2 separate regions of the Homo sapiens genome follow, and region 1 is linked to region 2. Evidence: read pairs that join two places in POLR2A ChIA-PET (ENCODE). Cell type or tissue: GM12878. All regions are shown on one strand. Each heading gives the region's core, and the rest is flanking DNA. Links, peaks and the distances in the headings are about the cores only. Region 1 overlaps SYT16 (synaptotagmin 16). Region 2 overlaps PRKCH (protein kinase C eta).

Region 1 (10,713 bases), core at 1,112-9,111, 480 kb before region 2:
GCCCCTGCTTCCTACCTACCTGCGGGGCAAAAGCTTGAAATGCGCTGTCCCCTTCCCCGATGCTATTTCACACACACAGACAGTAATTTTCAGAAAGACTTGGTCCTGTTCTTTTTGGGTACAAGGAAAGGAACATAATCTAGAACGCCATCTGTCTTCCTGAAATAGCCAATAGTGGCACTATTTTTACCCAGCAATTATCAAACAAATGGAGTCATTTGAAAGAGTCACAGCTGTTCCTCGGTGTTATCTCAGTACAAATATGACACAGCGCATGCTGATTTTGTTTTCTGCTTTGTGTCTCATGTACACCAAGGCAGTGATAATTTCTCAACCTCCCATCCGAACACAAGTCAAAGTGTGTACTCCACAACTGAGTCACTCACCCAAATTAAAAATCCCTCATTATCTTGATTACATGGTCAGGGTTTCATTAAATGTGGTTCTCATTTAGAAAGCAAATGCAATGAACTGCACATTTCAGCGTGAGTGCGAGGAAGCTGTTCAATCTCACAGAACACAAGATTTTTCCTGGTTAAATGCAACCTGAAACAAGTATCGGTACTCTTGATTTTATATGTATGTTAGCATTTTTAACCAAAAAGCAAAATTATGCAAAATGAATCCGATTTTTCCATTATCAACCTGCATCATAAATTCAGGAAGATGCCCTATTGAAATAAATATCCCTAGTAAACACAGTAAACACGCACTCACACACACGTGCATGTGCACACACACACGCACACACACAAACACGCAACTCTATCAAGCATCTATCATTCTTTTTATCCACCTGTATCTGAACCCTAGGTTAGAACTGGGTTTGGGAAATTCCCCAACCTAACAAGGCAGTGGTCACCTTCCACAATGACTGCAAAAATACCAAAGACTTGCTTTCCCAGCTTCCTTGGCACCTGGGACAAAGGAACATGGTCTAGACACCACCAATCAGACATACGCACCCCAGTGTACAGAGATCACCCAGTGTTCCCTCTGGGAATAGAGATGCCATAAGGAATACAGAGGCCCCACAATGCAGGTCTGGTGCAGGCATGCATGGTTTGGTACCAATGGCACCTGGGGTGCCATCTGCAGCCTTTAGTGCTCTGCAGTAACAGGAGTATCCACCAACCCAGCTCTACAGGCTGACTTGGACTCTGTCCCTGGCTTCATAGCTACAATCTGGCTCTCCAGCCCTCCCAGAATCTGTGAACCAAGCAGCATCTTTTAAACAATTCATTTGCTGCTTAAATCAACCAGCACTGGTGTTTATTGCCACAACCAAAAACCTTACATGAGAAAAAAAATTTTAATGTTTTAACCACATGAAAACCAATAATATCCTTGAAGTTTTCGTTACCCTTCAAAATTGTCCATCTCTTTCCTAATTCTTGAGTTTTCGGTCTTTATTTTATGTACACCCAATCCACATAAATTTCTCTAATTCCCAAAGATTCCCTGATTCCTCACTTCCAACTAGGAATGTAACCAAACATAGAAAGGTCAAAGTCACAGAAGGGAGATACAGGTTGACACAGCCCTTTTTGTATAAGAATATTCCCCAAGGATCAAGAAGCATTACATCTATACTCTAAAGCCATAACACTGATATCAGGTGATGCACAGAGCAGCCCTTATCAATTTTGAGCAATGCTTCTCAAACTGTAATCTGCTTATGAATCTCATGGCAATTGTGCCAAAATGTAGACTGATTTAGTACGCCTAAAATTCCACAGCTCTAACAAGCTCCCAGGCAGGTTACTGATCCACAACTGCACTTTGCATAGCAAAGTTTTGAATGCTCAGGTAACTATTCCAATGTCCCCAGAATAAAACTCTCCCCAAAGAGAAAAAATTCAGTGTGTTTTCTTTCCATTTTCTGGAGCTCATCTCCCTACTTTTCCTTTTAATTTTATATTTAGAATAACCAGACTCTAACGTGGCAATACATTCCATCATTTGGCACATGCCTCACACCAAATGGAAAATTTCTTATGTGCAAAGTGTTAGAACATGTAAAAAAAAAAAAAAAAAATCTTGCTGCATTGGCTCTGAAAATGTTAAATTCTATAAAACTAGCCTATTTAATACAAGAGCCATTTAGGCTTTCAGTTTGGATACTACAGAGAAAATTGTCTACTTTATGGTCCCAAAGAGTCTCATCTGGATGGACTCTAACTTTTTTTCAAATATAAATTAAAGGTATGAAGACTTATCTTTGAAGCACTGTAATACCTGGGCACAAACGTGTGATGACACAAGAAAGAAATATTCTCTGTACCTTGTCTGATATAAAAATATATTGTGTATGTACAGTTGTTCCTCGGTATACACAAGGGATTTGTTCTAGGAACCATCACCCCCTCATATAAAAAAATCCACATACACTCAAGTCCTGCAGTAGGCCCTGTGGAACCCACTCATACAAAAAGTCGGCCCTCCAGATATGTGGCATTCACATCCCGCAAATGCTGTCTGGTAGGAAAACATCCACATGTGAGTGGATCCACACAGTCCAAGCCCACATTGTTCAAGGGTCAACTGTATTTCCAGGTCACACTTTCCTCTCCTGCACTTAATAGAGTTCCACAGTAATGTCTTTGAAAGGGACTGTCCCTTGTCAATAGGAACAAAATTGTTTTGCAAAATTCTATGCAACTAGAGTTCACAGTTCATATTCACCATCCTCTATAACGCTGGTGCCATCAGCAGCTCTTACCCCCAAATTCACCTCCAAAATTGGTCATCACATTTTTCTGAGTATTTCTGAGTATTAATCTGAGTATTTTTCTGAGTATTAATTATTCTGAGTATTAATGCAATTACTGAAGGCAGAATATATTCTCCTTTACTTAAAACACTGACAACTCCTCACTAAACATATCCAACATTTCACAATACATACGAAAATTTTAAAAGGCCCACCATCCCGTTTTAATACCTCTAGAAAGAACTGCCATCAGTTATGGTTTCCTAAAAGACCACAGGGTAGAGGAAGACATCATCCTACTTTTGGCTATCATAACATGTAGTTCTGTTTTTTATATGATGATGGATAGCTTAGATTACTGGTCAGAATAGGAAATGGTTCATTAATTAGGGACATTTTAGCACTCCTGTGAATATTCACCCTTGGGGTATTACACATGGATTCTCTTCCCACTTTGCTCACTTTGTACCTCCCCTACTCATGTGAGAAAATGATTTTTTAAAAATGCATCAAAGTTAGGCTATGAATAAATGTTATTCACAAAAGAGATTCATTTTCAGGTGAATATTCTGAACAACATCAAGCTCTGTGGCCAATGGGCATAGGCAGTAAGTACGAAGGAAGGGGCCAGTGGCAGCCAGGGCTCTGGTGGAAAGACAGTAGGAGAAAAAGGAAAGACGGTTTGTTAAGGAGAAGCGAGGCAAACCCAGCATGACAGAAAGAGGCCTGAGATGAACCAGGAAAAAATGCCTATCCATCCTCTCATCCCATTTCATTCCTGATTGGCTGTGACATGGTGGTTTCTCTTCAGATAATGGGAAAAGCCTATAACTCTTTCGGGGAAAGAATTATGCTTTTTCAACCAAGGACTCTCCAAGCTTGCAATAGCAAACATTAGGGACTATTTGAGATCATATACTTAAATTTCACAGGTTTTTATAACTCATGGGTCCTCTTTTCCCAGGAAGGATCTATCTATAATCAATATTTTAGTTGGCCCATTCTCAGTAAAACATTGAACCCTCTTTAACAAATGATTGCCTTTCATGAAAAAAACAAACAGATAAGGCTAATGAAATTGCTTTTGGATACATCCTACCTATGAATACAACGTTTTAATATGAGTCTCATCTGTATTCTACTCAAAATCAAATTATTGTCATTGTAACTGTTTACCAGAAAAGATTAATGAATTATTTTTACCAATGTGTAAACAATTTATGCAAAACTAAACATAGTCAATAGAGATTGAATTAGGCATCCAGACAAGAGCTAACTCCCTGCCCTGAAAGAGAATAAAACAAGAGAAGCCATGAGCTGTGATGAGGGCAGCTGAACCAACGTCTGTATTCCCCAAAGCACAAAACAGAGTAGAAAGAATTCTATATGGGATGTGCCCTGGGTCTTAGCAGCCCAACACCTTTCTACTCAGTTCCTCTTCTCAGTTACCACAGAAAATAATGAGCAAGAAATTGTCTTCTCTTGAGAAGAAACAGGAAGGGGCAGGAAAAGCACAATGAAGAGTTGAAGCTGCTGAGATCCAGTTAAATTCATGTGAACTAATGCAGGAAGATCTCAAACATGTTTCAAATCAAGACTTATCTTCAAATTGGCTGTATTAAGAACTTTTAAATTTAGATAAGACAGCCCCAGGTATGATGGTATATTAAGGGAGAAAATTATAAATAAACCAGATATCCAAAAATAAGGGAAGACCTAACATTAAAAAAAGATAAATATTTAAGAGGATTGATATCCCAATTACCCTGACTTGATCTTTACACATTATATGAAAGTATCAAAACATTATATATGTACTCTAAAAATAGGTACATCTATTATATATCAATTAAAAATATGTATTTACAAAGAAATAAACAAAAATAAGGGAAGAGTTTATGAGTATGCATTGGGCCATTCATTATGCATCAATCAATGCTATAAGACAATATAGCAAATGTTTATAATTGTTTTAAAATCAAGGTATGAAGCTGCATACATAGTGTAATTGAAACTATTGATAACTACTATTTATTGAATACTTCATATTTTATTTTCAATCCCTGCTACAATATTGCAAGGAAGGTACAATTACCCACACATTTTACTGGTAAGAAAATGAGTCTTAAAGAAGATAATATTCCCAAAATAAAAAAGAATTAAAAATGGAACAGTGATAATAAATTGTAGGGTCAAGCAACTCCAAAGTCTCATTTTACCAACAATATTGCCTAAAAACTTCATAGAGGACAAAAACTACTGAAAGAAAATGTGCTATGACAACACTTTATAGAAGGGCATTTTATATCATTTAATATATTGTCTATAATGCGGTATTGTTTTTATAATTATTGTAATTTCATGTGAAAAAGTTAAGGAATCCAGCTCTGATCATAATATAGTAATAGGGATTAAATTTATCTTTCTGCCTTAAACAACCACAACACTGGACAAAATATATAAAATAATGGTTTTTAAAGATGCAGGAAAGCAGGCAACACTAAATGGTGATCCCTGAGAGAAAGAATAAATGAATGAAGTGATCCCTGTGGGTGCTCCAGCTCACTGCCTGGAGAGCAGGTCACGGGACAGGGAAGGGGAGCCCAAACAGACCCAGAACAGAGTCTTGCTGAGTTGAATAGAAGCAGGGTGGAGTTTGGGGAAGCCACAGTGACTAGAATTTGTGGGGTAAAGCACTGCAGAAGAGACATTCACAGACAGGATTTCCTTTGAGTCTTTGAGTACAGATCAGCACATGTGTATTAAGAAACTAACAAGACCAGGAAAAGAACCACCAGAAAGGTACAATCAAAAAATCCCTAGAGCTCATAAAAAGCTGGGAATAATTTACATTGTCACTAGCCAGTGGGCAAAAAATACTAATATATAGAGTATAAAGTGGAATACTTAAAGGTTGATTGCCTCATTAGTAGGGCCAAATTAGCAGTAGATTATCGGATGATTTATACCCATCTAAAAAGGTTTAAAAGCAAGTTTCAACAAAACTAGATGAAGTCAAGCTGGCTTAACTGCCTTCCAGAACATAGCCAAAAATACTTAAAGAAATAAAATGAACCACCGTCCAACAATATAAAATTCACAATATCTAACATCCAACCAAAAATTACCAGGCAGGCAAAAAAGAAAAATGGGGAGTGGGAGTGGGAGGGATTCAATAACTAGAAACAGACCCAGTAATGACAGAGATTATAGAATTATTAGGCAAGGTAGTTAAAACGGCTATTATAAATGTACTCCACAAAGGCATATTGAGAACAGAAATGGAAGATAAAAAGAGACATAGGTCAAATTTATGGAGATGAATAATATAATAACTGAGATGAAAAATACACTGATGAGATTAACAGATTAGTTATTGTAGAAGATTTAGGGACATGAAGACATTGCAATAAAACCTAGACAAAATAAAACACACAGAGTAAAAAGACTTTTAAGAAAAGAAACTCAAAAGAAGATAACATCATGTGGCCTACCATACATATAACTGGAGTTTCAGAGAAAAGAAGTGTAGCAAAAATATTTGAAGAAACAATTGGCCAAAAAAGTTTACCAATATGAAGAAAATTATAAACCTACATATCCAAGGAGTTTGGTAAACCCCAAGCAGAAACAATAAGAACACCAAACTAAAGTACATCATCATCAGGTATCTAAAAAAACAGTGACAAAGAAAAACTGAAAAGCAGGCAAGAAAAAAAAAAGATATCACATTACATACAAAGGAACAGCAATGAGAATGACAATATATTTCTCATCAGAAACAATGCAAGTCAGAAGACAGTGGAACAACGTATTTAAAGCAATGAACAAAATAGCTGGCAAACTAGAAGTCTATATCTAGCAAAAATATCCTTCAAAAATGAAAGTAAATACTTTTTCAGACATGCAAAATCTAAAAGAATATATCATGAGCATCATTGCACATAGTAAAGGAAGTCCTTCAGTAAAAGGCAAATAATACCAGATGGAAATTTGTATCTACACAAAGGGATGAAGAGCATCAGAAATGGTAAAAGAGTGACTAGATATAAATTTTTTCTTATTTTTAATATACTTAGAAGATAACTTCTAAAGCAAAGATAATAACATATTGTTGTGTATCTTGGTCAATTTGGGCTTCTATAACAAATTAGCAGATTGGGTGGTTTAAACAACAAATATTTATTTCTCACAGTTCTGTGGGGAGGGAAGTCCAAGTTCAAGGCACTGGAAGATGTAGTGTCTGGTTAGAGCCTGCTCCCAGGTTTGCAGATAGCCATCTTCTCTTCATAACCTCACATGGCAGAGAACAAAAAAAGGGAAAGAAAACTCTCTCATGTCTCTTATTATAAGGACCCTAATCTCATTCATGAGGGATCCATTCTCTTGACCTAACTATCTCCCAAAGCTTTCACCTACAAATGCCATCACATTGGGCATTAGGCTTCAATAGGTGAGTTGTGGAGGGATACAAACATTCAGTCCACAGCAGTTGGGTGTATAACATATGTGGCAGTAAAATGTATGACAACAACACAAAGACCAAGAGAAATAGAACTATACAATTTTAAGTTTCTTAAAATATGTGGAAATCACTGTAATATTATTTGAAAGTAGATGTTGATAAATTTAAAAGTTATACTGTAAACTCTAGAGCAACCATTAAACAACAAAAAAGATAGAGCTAATAAGCCAAAAAAACCTAAAATATAATATTAATAAATTTTCATTTAATCCAAAAGAAGGTAGAAACAAAGCAAAAAGAATAAAGACGGTAAGACAAATAGAAAACAAATAATAAAATGGTAGGTTTAAATCCAACCTTAAATGGAAATGTCTAAACTCACCAACTAAAAAACAGACTATAAAATTGGATAAAAGGACAATACTCAACTATGTATGCTATCTGCAGGAAATACTCTTTAAGTAAAAAGACAGAATTATTACAAGTAAAAAAGATAGAAAAAAGATAAACCACACTAAAACTAACCGAAATAAAGCTGAGTGGCTATACTAAGGTTAAATTTCACAATAAAATATTACCAAAGAAAAGGATCATTTCATAATCATAAAGGGATCAAGTCATCAGGAGTACATAGAAATCTTGAATGTTTATTCAGATAATAAAAAACTTCAAAATGCATGAAGCAAATGCTGATGGAATTAGAAGGATAAATGTACAGACTAATTCATAAGCATTGTTGGATATTTTAATACCAGAACCTCAATAATTGATAGAAAAAGTAGACAGAAATTCAGTAAGGATATAAAACACTAGAAAAACACTATCAATAAAATTAATCAGCATTTATAGAACAACCAACAAAAACAAAATATTCTTATAAAGTGAACATGGGACATTTACCCAGACCATAATCTGGGCAACAAAACAAGTCTTAACACATTTAAAAGGAATCATCTCATACAAATGTTATTGAAAGAGAGTTAAATAAGAAATCAATAATAAAAAGGTTTCTAGACAGTTCCCCCAAATATTTGGAAACTAAAGAACATACTTATAAATATCCCATGATTAAAAGAAGTCAAAAGGGAAATTTAAAAATTTTTTGAAATGAATAAAAATGAAGACAAAATATACCAAAATGAATGCAATGCAGCAAAAGTAGTGCTTATATTATAAAAATACAAATATTTAAAATCAATGCTTCCATTTTAAGAAATCTGACAAATAAGAGCAAAATATAACAAAGTAAGCAGATGAAAGGTAATAATAAGCAGATGAAAGCAAAAATTAAGGAAATAAAATTTTTTTAAATAACAAAAAAATCTAAACCAAATGTTATTTCTTTGGAAAAAACAATAAAATTGATAAACCTCTAATCACACTGATTAAGATTAAAAAAAGAGAGAAGACACCATTCTCAGAAAAGAGAGAAAGAACATCTCTTTAAATCCTTCCCAGACTACCCTTCCCAGACTCTGGCAACTATTATTCTACTCTCTACTTTAGGGAAAGAAAATTTAGACCAATATTTTTCATGAACAAGAATATAGACACACAAAACTCTTAAAATGTTATCCAAAGAAACCCAACCTAAAAGAGGTAATACATAAGAACAAGTGGAGTTTATCCCAATAATACAAGACTGATTCAACATTCAAAACTCAATGTAATTCAACATATTAACAGACTAGTTAAAGAAAACCATATGATCTTCTCTACAGATGCAGAAAAAGCACTTGGCAAAATTCAACATCTATTTTTGATCAAAACTTTCAGCAAACTAGGAATAGAAGGAAACTGCCTCAACTTCATAAAGAGCATCTTTGAAAAATCTACAAGCAACAGCAGACTTAATGGTAAAAGACTAAATGCTTTCCCCCAAGACTGGGAGCAAGGTCATCCTATTCAACAGTACAAACTTGTTAAATCACTTCCTAAGTCTGTCATATTTCTTATGCTGATGTAAATAGTATTGTTTTTTATTGTAAATAGTAATGTATTTTCATTGTAAATAATATTGTTTTAAGTTAATTGCTAGTATATAGAAAAACAATTTTTGTATATTTTCCCTTGCATCTTGTTAGACTCATTTATTAATTCTCGTAGCTTTTATGTAGATTCCAATTCATAGTTCAGAGCATATGGGTCTTCTAGACGTTGGCTACAGGGGAAATTCACTGAAGACAAACTAGCAAAATTCTCACAAACCGCATGAGAAAATGAGTCACCGTGAGGTTAAATCAGCAAATAAAGGGTTTTACTTCCTCCTTTTCAACCTATATGCCATTTATTTCTTTTTCTCAACAAATTTTAACGTACAAACAAGAAAATCCAGGAAGAATTTATTCACAGAAAATGATGAGTTAATTCTAAAATTGACATGGAAATAAAATGACCTAGATTACCCAAAACAGGATTGAAAAAATGAAAAAGAAAAAGATTTACACTACCTGATTTCAACACTTATTATATATAAAGCTACAGTAATCAAAGCAGTATGATATTAGCATAAAGATAGACACATAGAACAATGAAAGAGAAGAGAGACTCCAGAAATAATCTCAAACATATATAAATACTTTTCAGGAAAAATGCCTAGATAATGCAACCGGGAAAGGATAATCTCAACAAGTGCTATTAAAATAATTACATGTGCATATGAAAAAAAAAATGAGCCTAGACCCTTAGCTCACAACATAAGCAAAAATATAAAATGCATCACAGATCTAAATGTAACATCTAAAACTATAAAACTTCTAGGAAAAAACATTGGAGAAAATTCTTTTGACTTTGGATTAGGCAAAGATTTCTTCTGTAGAACACAGAAGGCACTAAATATAAAAGAAAAAATAATTGGATTTTATCAAAATTTAAAATTTTTACTCTTTAAAGCATGCTGTTAGAAAAACTAAAAGGCAAGCCACAGACTACAGGAGAGTATTTGCAAAATACATATCTGACAAAGAACTTGTATGCACACTAAAGAACCCTCATAATGCAATAATAAGACAAACATAATTTTTAAATGAACAAAAGATTTGAACACATATATTACCAAAGAATAGGTATAGATGGCAAATAAGCATATGAGAAGATGGTCAACATCATTAGTCATTGGAAAAATGCAAATTAAAACCAACATGAGATACCTTGTTATAACCATGAGAATGACAAAAATAAAAATAAATTGATGATATCAAGTATAATAGAAGATGTAAAGCAACTGGAAATGTCATACATTGCTAGGGAGAATACAAAATGGTACAGCCACTATGGAAAACATTTTGGCAATTATTTTTTCCTTTCTCCCCCACCCTCCTCTTCCTTTTTTGGCAATTTTTTGTAGAGCTAAATGTGTACCCATCTACCATATAACCCAGCCCCAGCAAGTCAACTCCTAGGTATTTACCCAAGAAAAATTAAAGCATGTATCCACACAAATACTTATACACGAGTATTCATAATAGTTTTTTTTTTCAGACTACAAAGGTGGTTTCCTTTATTTTGGTAAACTTTAAAGATCTCATTTTGATAC
Region 2 (10,713 bases), core at 1,855-9,854:
TCAGCATTGCAATCTGAGCTTGTGTCTGGGCTCTGGCACTTACTATCCAGGAAAGACCATAGTAAATTAGCGTCTCTGAGTCTGGTTCACCATTTGCATACTGAGAATTACAACAGCCTCAGAAATTTGTTATAGAGAGAAAATGGAATAATATATAGCATGGTATGAACACGTAGAGGTACTCAGTTACTAGGTAAGAGTTTATCCTGCTACCAGAAAATAAAATGAGGGCTCCCATTGCTATTTGCTAAATTACAAGCCAACTCCAGTGTCTGGTCCTCAGAAGGCATTCAACAAATGAGCTAGATATTATGGAGAAGACGAGAGAGCATCTATGACAAGGGACAATTAGTCTCAATCCTTTAAAAACATCATTCGCCCGTTTCCAGTTCCTATTCTCCCATTCCCTCAATTCCTTTCTTTCTCTCCTACCCTGTCTTCAACCTGATAGCCACAATTGCTTAGACCAGCAAAAAACAAACACAAAAACTAAAGTGGTCACTCATTCTTCAAGCTAATATGCCAAAAGAATAAATTTTTTTAAAGCTACATTTTAAAAAAATTAAATCAACAACTTGTCACCAGGCTTGAAATCTGAGAAAGGAATGCTATAAATCAACTACCACCAGAAATCACTTTTTCTCTTTAAAAATGACATGCATCTGAAGTGTTGATACAGGGGGTAACTGTGGGCTGCAGCTTCAAAGCAGTAACACATGCTTCATCTGCCTTGATGGTCCATGTGCCACATGACTTAGCAGAGAACGTAATTATTTGTAAACCAGTGGGCTTGAGACAAGAAATGTGAGCTAAAAACTGAGGCAATGGGACAAAAAGAAAAAGATCAGACTCTTATTCTGCACCATTGTGCACTGCCTTAGTAGAGAGAAAAAGCAGATGCCAAAATTCAAGTGCCTTTCCATTGTCTCCCCAGGACAAATGTATATCTTTTCCAAGTTACATATTAAATGTCTCAAATAAGGAACAATTCAAGGTTTTAGCAGAAGTAAAAGGCCTTTTTTTTCTAAACAAGCTTCAAATTCACAAATAACAGGTTCTTTGTCAGGGTTTTGTTTTTGAGGAAGTTTTCCTTCCCCAAAAACTTGTACAAAATAGAATACCTTTATGTTTGCCTTGGGAACTCTGGGGAAGAAACAAGTACACTAAGAACCTTTTTCTTACTATCTTTATAAAGATACTTCTACCATTAATCCTTCTGATTTACTTTATTCTTTTAGGAAACTACCTTAAAATTAAACTTCGCAACTGCAAAATGTTATGTAATTATTAGTAGGAGATAATCTACTTGTCATTCACTGTGAGTGAGAACTTTATGACGGAACAAAAGGAATTATCTTACTCACCTGTTCCTACCTGCAGTTTTTGACTCACAGCTTATTATTTATTTAGCAATTTAAAAAAGTCTTTCTGAAGCACAGTACTTTAGTCATTTAAAATTTTTAACTTACTTTTTCATCATACATAAAAACTGAGAATCATGGATAAAACATATACATTAAAAAACCCTCCAGCTTTAATTTGTAAGTGGAAAGAGGTAAAATGTTCAAGTTCAAGCATCATTTTGATGTCATAACCCAGATTCTGGTTTTTGTTTAAGAAGCAGATATTCTTGAAATTTGTCATTTTATTTTACTTTTTAACTTATTAATGAAAATTTCAAATACATGCAAAAGTAGAATACTATAATAAACCACATGCAACATATAATCATCACCCAGCTTCAGTAAACAACTCATGGCTAATCGGGTTTCAATTCTATCCCATCTCCTCTGCCCACCTCTGCATTATTCTGAAGTAAAGCCCAGATGTCATATCATATCATCAGTAAATATTTTTAAGTGTATTTCTAATGGATGTTCTTTTTGTTTTAAGTAACCACAATACCACAATCACACCTAAATAACATCAACAATTCTGTAATATCCTCACAGATCCAGGCACGGTTTCCATTTCTTCACTTGCCTCCTGGGAGTTAATGTTTCTTTTATAATTTGTGTTTGAATTGGGATAAAATGTGGCCCATATATTGCAAATGATTAATATGCCTCTCTCTTGTTACTTTGGTTCTCTTTCCTTTACTTTTTTCTTCCAATGTTTGGTAGAAGAAACCAAGTCTCTTTTCCTGTAAAATTTTTCCACAGTCTGGATTTTGCTGATTACATCCCATGGTGTAACTTAAAATGCTCCTCTGTCCCCTATATTTCCTCTTAACTGGTGGTTGGATCTGGAAGCCTGACTGGTCTAAGGCTTGAGTTTTGGGCAAAACTACCTCTACTTTTTGGCAAGATCACGATGTTGTGTGGGCTTCCATCAGGAGACACATCATGTCTGGTTTTTTATTTGTGGGCCAACCATTTAAGTTTGTGGTTCCCTGAGTCCAAGCAAACTTCATTTACTGCAAACTATGTTCTCTTCAAATCGTAAAATCTTACACCATATTTCTTAGTAGCATAATAATCCAGCTACATCTTTTTGTCCTCACATAAGATGATGTCATACTTTAATTTCTTTCTGTTGTTTCTCTTCCAATTAAAGCAGTTATGAATTTAGTTTAATGCATTTTCCTCAGTTTCCATTGTTTCAATCTATTCTTTTTTTTGCTACTCCACTCTTCCAGACAAAAATTAGTCCAACATAGTGACAATCACACACATGGCAACAATGATGGAATCTGAAGGCTGCATTAAAAATCCAGGGCTGTTTCATCACTATAATAAATTTCAATTTGATCAGACTTCAGATCCAGTTCTTAGCTTCAGGAAGGCTTAGTTAGAATAAAGATTGACATTAGGCAGCTTTTTCAAAATAATAAATCACTTCTACTTCTGCCTCAGTGCCTAGGGGAATTCTGCACAGATGCAGAGTGACACCTTTAACAAGATGAACAGTGGTGAGGGGTTTCTGATCCAGTTGATAATTTTATACGCCTTGAGCTCTGTGAGAGACTTCCACAAAGCAATGAATGTAAAAGAGTTTTTCTTGCTCTATCTAAGTTCAGTGAAGACCCCTCACTGCAGGTTTTGAGTAGGTTCATCTGTTCTTTTTACCCCCGCATTAGGCATAAACCTTCACACAGCACATTGTATCATCAAACTTTGAAGAAACCACTGTTACCACCAATGCAAACATTACTTTTCAAAGCCTTTTGTGTTCTGTTCTTTCTTCTAACTTCATTATCAAACATTTTGGTGCCAATTTGGAAGACGGTAAACAATCTGGTGAAACAGTCCCTGGCATACAGCAAGCACTCAGATACTATTTCACAAGTAATATCTTAGCAAAATGGGTGTTCATTAAGTAAACCTTCAGCATAGTTTGGTTGGTTTGATAAACTATAATTCATGAGCCAAAGTACTTAAATGTTGATGCTCCACAGAGTTCTGCTGCTGGTCAGCCTTGCTGGTTTTCTTGCTAAATCTTCTCAATGGGCCTCTTTATCCATGTGCCTGTCTTCCACCTGGCACCTGGAGCTACATCTCAGGCCCAGGCATCTTGCCAAACTCCGGAATCTTATTTCCAATTTCTCCCAGACATTGCAACTTAGATTTCCCACAAGCACCTCAAACTCCACTTGTCCAAAGCTGGATTCATCATCTTCTCCCAGTTTCTACCCTGGTAAATGACTCTGAGGCACCATCTGAGCATCATCTGAGACTCCTCTTTCTTCATCCTCCACATCCAGTGGATTGCTAATTCCTACTGATTTTACTACACAGACATCTCTCAAAGCTGTCCCCCTCCTCTCCACCCCTACATATTCCAACCTAATTCAGGCCCTAATAATCTTGCCCTGAGACAACCTTCCAAGTCTCTATAATGGTTCTCCACACCTTAGATCTAGTCTTATCAACTAACACCCCTTCCCCACCCTTGAACTTACTGCCACCAAATCAGATCTCTGCTTAAAACCCTTCACTGGTATCTTATCATTTCTATTAGCCTACAAGTGGTGTGAACATGCAATTTATTGTCTGACCTGGCACCCTTTTGAAAGTGAACAGTGGCGCTGTTGTATAATTATTCTGGTGTAACCAACAAACTGAGCCTGTCCTGGGCAAGCCCACACATAAGCCCTCCGAAATCTCTGGCCACATCCCCCCATCCCACTCCCCAATCTTCAGCACCTCCACACCCCCTACCTTTAGCACCTCCACACTCCTTTTCGTTTCTTGTACAAACTGTCTCCCTCTCTTGAACTCTGTTCCCTTCTAGGCACAGTCCTATTTATCATTCAGACTTGTTTTAAACATCACCTCCCCAGAAAAGCTTTCTCTAAACCCTCCTGGCCAAATTGATTATGTAGTCCCATGTGCCAACACTATGCACTGGGCTTATTCCTGCCATGGGACCTGGCTCCCTGCATTGCATACATAATATGTATCTGCCTTCCCTCCTATGAGCTCCTGTGAGAGTGTCTATGTCTCGTTCATCTTTATCTCTCCAGCATCTATGATGTGATTACAGGTCTGCACCCAGCAGGTTTTTCTTATGTCACTTCTCAATCATGTCTTACATTTAACAAAATAGTTTTGCCTGAGCTAATTCAGTATAATTAATGAAAAATTAAAAAATGAGGTAAGTAGCAGTCAGTAGCCCCAATACCAGCCTTGTATATCACAGACCACCGTCCAATTTAAGTAATTTTTTTTAAAGGAGTGCTTTGAGATTATAGAATCTGAGCTTATGGCAGAACCCGCATAGGAGATCATGAAAACAGGCATGGAGATAAGCCAACATTATGCTAGCCACTGTCCATGAAATTCTTGAGGCTTCTTGTATAAAATAAAGTCTTTTCTTTTCTTTTTTTTTTTTTTTTTCTGAAACAAGGTTTCACTCTGTCACCCAAGCTGGAGTGCAGTGGCACTATCTCAGCTCACTGCAACCTCCACTTCCCAGGCTCAGGCAATCCTCCCACCTCAGCCTCCCAAGTAGCTGAGACTACAAGTGTGCACCACCACACCTGGTTAATTTTTGTATTTTTTGTAGAGATGGTGTTTCACCATGTTGCCCAGGCCGGTCTCAAACTCCTGAGCTCAAGCAATCTGCCTGCCTCAGCCTCCCAAAGTGCTGGGATTACAGGTGTGAGACACCACGCCTGGCCATAAAGTCAATGTTAAGATAAAACGAACCTGCTGAGTATACAAGATGGTCCCAGGGCAGGGGTAGGGGAAATGACTGGGATCTCCTTGCTGTGACAATAGGAACATGGAAATGAAAATCCCACTAACATACCTTCATATAGTACTTTATAGTTTGCAAAGCACTTCCCCATATATTATATCATCTGACCTTCAAGACAACCATGTGAGACAGACTGAGGATCAGCCAACATTTCCTGAGCTTTGACAGTGCCTCCAGGATCCTAGGACAATGCCCTTTTCACAGTCCAAAACACACTGGGCAGGCCTGACCTTACACTGCTTTTCCATGAAGGCTTTCAGTATCCAAGATGGGAACTAGAGCTCCAAATGTTGCACCAGCCAACCTGTCATATTATGGCTGGACATAATCTAAGGTGGCTTCCAGGAGCGAGGTCAAGCTAGGGACATGCTCTCAGTGCCAGGTCCAGGTTGCTGCCACAGCTGTGGCAGGCAAATGCGGGGGGGGGCTCCATTTCCTTCTTACTTAACACAGACAGGCAGCCATCACGTCCTCTGCATGTGACAAGGGAGCGGTGTTTTAAAGGCAGCAGCAACGTGCAAGCTCAAGCTGAGCCCCAGTCTAGGAGCCAAAATGAAAAAGCAATGCACGCACAGAGACACAGAGAACAGATATGGGGTTCCTAAAATATACCCCACCCGTAGATTTCAATATTAAAATTTTAGCATTAAAAGTCTATTTCTCATGGATAAAGCAGCTCTTCCAGCATCTTTTAAAATATGCAAACACACCTAAGAGGAATAGAGTACTATGACATCAATCTCTATCACTGTAGTGTGAATTAGCCTATGAATTAACTGTTTTCCTTATCAGCAACTCTTTCTGGACAGGGACCACTGGGCTTCTTGCTGCAGTAAGGGACAACTGTAGGCAGAGACAAAGGACTAGCTTAAAGCAAAGATGGAATTACCAAAGATAAACTCAACTCATCTCACAATTTTACCCAGGGTCAGCTCTGAAAGACACAACTGCAATGACCTAGTAAGAACTCACCTCTAGTATGACTTACCATTTCATTCTTATTATCACTGAAACTAAGAAATAAATACAATGAGAACAATCAGATGTATTTGGTGAGCATTTAGTCCTAGAGAGTTGGCATGGCTCTAAAAAAGTCATGTAATGATTATGGCACAATCAGACCTGGTCTAACATGCATTGCTTTACTTCGCCAGTCCCTTGTAACTTAATGCAGAGAGTTGATTCAGCTCGAATGAGAGAGAATCTTACCCACTCCTCCTCCTGACCTCTTTCTCACTGTTGTGTTTCTTTCTACCATAGCTGATCCATGTTCTACGTGCATGATGAGAATGTTTTATCAACAATGTTCCATAATACTACATTGATTTTATTTGACTAGGCTAGGAACAGACTCATTTTTCTCTGTACATAAAAGATACCAAGCAAAGCAAAAAGACCTTGGAGCAGGCAGAACACCCCCCCAAATTGTAACCTGAACAGTTTTTTTTTTTATGTCAAGTATTCTAGGTTTCTGCTAAATCCAGGTTTGTGCAAAAAGACAAGATTTAATAATGCAGACGATATATTGAAAAACTTTAACATTAAAACAATTCACCCATATGAATGGGAATGGTTGGCTGAAAGGAGTGGAGAAAACTATTTCTCAAAGAAAGTGTAACCAATTTTGCAAAATGCCAATACCAAAAATACAAACAATTAAGCCACATGCTTAAAAATCTTCATGAGGTTTTAGTAATGGTGAAGTAGCTTGATATGGACCAACCCTCCCACCAAAAGATTAAAATACCTGGAAAATATATTTTAAACAACTAGTTGATGATGTGAGAGAACAACCAAAAACACATACAAACTAGAGAGAATCTGACACGTGAAGGAGGGAAACCGCATTAGGTGAGACCCACATTTGTAGGGCTTTTCTCCAGATTATTCCCCAGGTTGTGCAGGATTGGGTAAATAGAACTCAATATGGAACCACAGTTTTATTGGCTTGAAGGCAGAATTGACAAAATTCAAGCCTACCAGATGACTGGATATTGAGGGGAGAAAACCTGGAAAGATGGGGCCACAGAAAGAAGAACCTCCACATATGTAAACTCTTCAAGCCCTCACATCTTCCTAAACTGTGCATGTGCAAGGGAAACTCTAAGAGGTCCAGACAGGAGCAAGAGCTAGGATGCTGAAAGATAGGAACTGAGATTTCAGCTGTTTCCCACCCATAGGAGAAAGAGTTAGAAGCTTGAGTGACATAAAATTAATGGGCTTAAAACACCTTGGGATTTCTACTGAAACCTCACACTGGCTATGCCTTACGAGCAAAGACCATGTCCACGGACTACAGAATTGACTAATTTGACTACAGATGGGTTTAAAGATACTCAAGATTGTTAAGATGTTAATTCCCCTCAAACTGATCTATAGATCCAACACAATTTCAATTCAAAATACAGCAGGATTTTGTCTGGAAATATATAAGCTGACTCTAAAACTGATATCAAATTGCAAAATACTGAGAATAGCTAAAATAACCTTAAACATACAAAAAAGAACGGAGTTGGAGGGCTCATACTATGTAACCATAAGACTCACTATAAAGCAACAGTAATGAGACAGTGTAATACTGGCATAATGTAGAGAAAAGAAAGAGAGATCAGATGGACAAACAGATCAACAGGACAGAACAGATAATCCAGAAACAGACCCACATTATATGGTCAATTGATTTTCAACAAAGGTTCCAGGGTGATTCAAGGGGCCAGGGGAGACTTTTAATAAATGGTGCTAGAACAACTGCATTCGTGTATTGAAAAAAAATGTTTCAACTCCTCTGTAACATCACACACAAATATCAATTTAAGAAGGCATACAGACCTAAACATAAAACCTAAAACTATTTGCTTCTTAAAAAAAAAAAACAAAAAAAGAAACAGGAGAATATCTTAGTGATCCTATGACAGAGAGATCTCTGAAGACATAAAACATATGAACTACAAAAGATGAGATTAACAAATTGAACTTCATAGAAATTTAAAACTTTTGCTCAAAGACACCATTAAGAAAATGAAAAGGCAAGCCACAGACTGGGAAAAAGTAATCACAATACCTATTTCTCACAAAGGACTCATATCCAGAAAACAAAGAACTCCTCTAAATCAATAATAGAAAGACAAATCCAATTTTAGAAAACAGGACAAAAGACTGGAACTGGAAATTATCAAATAAACAAACAAATGACCAATAAGCATGTGAGAAAGTACTCACCATCAGGGAAATGCAAATTTACCCACAGGATATAATTTCATACCCACTAGAATGTCTACGATGAAAAGCAATGGCCATAGAAAGTGTTAATGAGGATATGAAGTAATTGGAACTCTCATGCATTGCTGGTGGGAGTATAATAAAACCACTTTGGAAACCATCTGGAAGTTTCTTCTGAAGTTACACACACACCTACTTTATTACCCAGCAATTCCACTCCTATATAATTATCCAAGATAAATGAAAGTGTTATGTCCAGAAAAATTTATGTGTAAGAAGGTTAATAAAAGCATTATTCATAATAGACAACAATAGGAAAAACCCCAAAAGTCCACCAAGAGGAGAATGGGTAAACAAATGGATGCTACATTTATATAATGGGATACTACTACTCAGAAATAAAATGAAAAAAATACTGATATACACAATGATATGAATCTTCTAAAAACTATGCTGAGTGAAAGAAACCAGACATAAAAGAGAATATACTGTATAATTCCATGTATATGAACTTCTAGGGTAGGTAAAACTAACCTGTGGTGAAATAAAGCACTTTACTTATTGCCTCTGGGAGCAGGGGATTGAAAAAGGGTACAGGGAAATGTTCACAATAATGGAAATGTCCTGTATCTTGGATTGGGGTGCTGGTTATGCAGTTGTATGCATTTGTCAAAATTCAAATTGTTCACTTCTGATCTATCATTTCACCCCCATATAAATTTTACCTCAAGTAAAAAAAATATTGGATGGGGGAGTAGGGAGTACGGTAGCCACAGATGAAGAACAGAATCCCTTACAGGTCACAAATGAGATAGAGATTATAAAGAAGATAACTGGATCCCTAAATTTCTTTCATAGACATTCACAGGCAAACTAAAAGATGGCACAAAACCAAAGACGTAGAGTTCCACAGTCATGAACCAAAAAGACGCAAAAACCATTCAGCTACGATGACACTGGCTAAAAACAAAAACTCATTGAGTGTGTTAAATGAAACGTGAGATTGCCAGATTTAGCAAATATATTTAATTTGGCAACCTGAACCAATAGACCACTGGGCAACAAAATACTAGCCAGCCCAACTTATGAAAGTGATTTTTTAAGCATCTCTTACAACATGCTCTTTTTTATAATGTCCATGATAGAAATTCCTACTGAGTGTAAACCAAGATTACATGTATTCTGGAAACTACCCAAAACTCATTCTTACCTTCAGTGAAACTCCCGGTAAGGGTTATTACCACAAATACTTTCCCCTCTGGCTCGAGATCCACCTACAAAGAGAAAAAAAAATGTATATTATATGTTAGTTTTAAAATATTTTTGTGGGCCTTAAACAATTCATCACAGAGAGGCCTAATGTGTAAATCACAGCCACAAATCAAATAAATCTAAGTCTTTCATTAAATAGTAGAGTGGCAGGGAAACAAGTGAAAGCTCAAAAAACTGTAAAGACTGAAAAGAAACCACATTTTATCAGTTTCCTTCCTCTTGAATTTTATTCTCTCCCATTTTTGGCTTGTCATAATATAGACAGGCACATCCACATACTTGGTAATTGTTTTTGAGACCTCCATATCTTATGCATATGGCTTATAAGAGCAGCATTTTACTAAACCACATGGCAAGAATATGAAATAGAGAAATAACGGCAACATACAAGGTAATGAACACATGTGGCTTGGTCAACTGCAAATCTTTAGTTTTATGGAGTAAAAAGTATAAAGAGTCTCTGCTACATATTTCCACCAAAGTCTGGTCAATCTTAAGGAAGCACTAGGGAAGGAAGTTTAGGAGCCTTGCATTCACTACTCTTTTTTTTTTGAGAGAGAGAGGTAGTTTCACTTTGTTGCCCAGGCTGGAGTGCAGTGGCATGATCTCAGCTCACTGCAACCTCCATCTCCTAGGTTCAAGCAATTCTGCCTCAGTCTCCTGAGTAGCTGGGATTACAGGCGTGTGCCACCACATCTGATCTGTTTTTGTATTTTTTAGTAGAGATGGGGTTTCACCATGTTGGCCAGGCTGGTCTCGAACTCCTGACTTCAAATGATCCTCCCGCCTCAGCCTCCCAAAGTGCTGGGATTACAGGCGTGAGACACTGTGTCGGACTGCTACTCTTAATTAGTCACGGGAGTATCAACATACCTTGAAGTTACCTATCAGCTGAAATATCAAGACATGCATTCTGCAAGCAATGCAGCTTGAAGTCTTTTCATATGGTGTCGTCCTCTGCATATAGTCCAGTTTCCGAAAGACCCCATACAGCATGGCGCCCAGGATGAACAGCACCTC

What was found. Peaks named below come from ENCODE experiments on the same cell type or tissue, not always from the same donor. Only the 100,000 strongest peaks of a DNase experiment are listed, where the experiment ranks them.
Region 1: POLR2A ChIA-PET joins it to region 2 with 5 read pairs; 1 of 35 experiments calls an interaction of 5 or more read pairs at or near these places.

Annotation. Positions count from the first base shown.
Region 1 is chr14:61,866,094-61,876,806 of GRCh38, reverse strand. All of the region lies in intron 1 of SYT16 (synaptotagmin 16), which reads right to left. It also overlaps the pseudogene MOCS3P1. Among named protein-coding and RNA genes, the nearest start is that of SYT16, 59 kb to the right of the region's middle. In GM12878, for the core only: no CTCF peak of the experiment used is centred there; a DNase peak (open chromatin) is centred at 4,176.
Region 2 is chr14:61,390,207-61,400,919 of GRCh38, reverse strand. PRKCH (protein kinase C eta) reads right to left here. Exons shown (of 14, transcript NM_006255.5): 2 at 9,632-9,695. Among named protein-coding and RNA genes, the nearest start is that of PRKCH-AS1, 73 kb to the right of the region's middle. In GM12878, for the core only: no CTCF peak of the experiment used is centred there; no DNase peak of the experiment used is centred there; H3K4me3 peaks cover 1,531 bases; H3K27ac peaks cover 2,775 bases.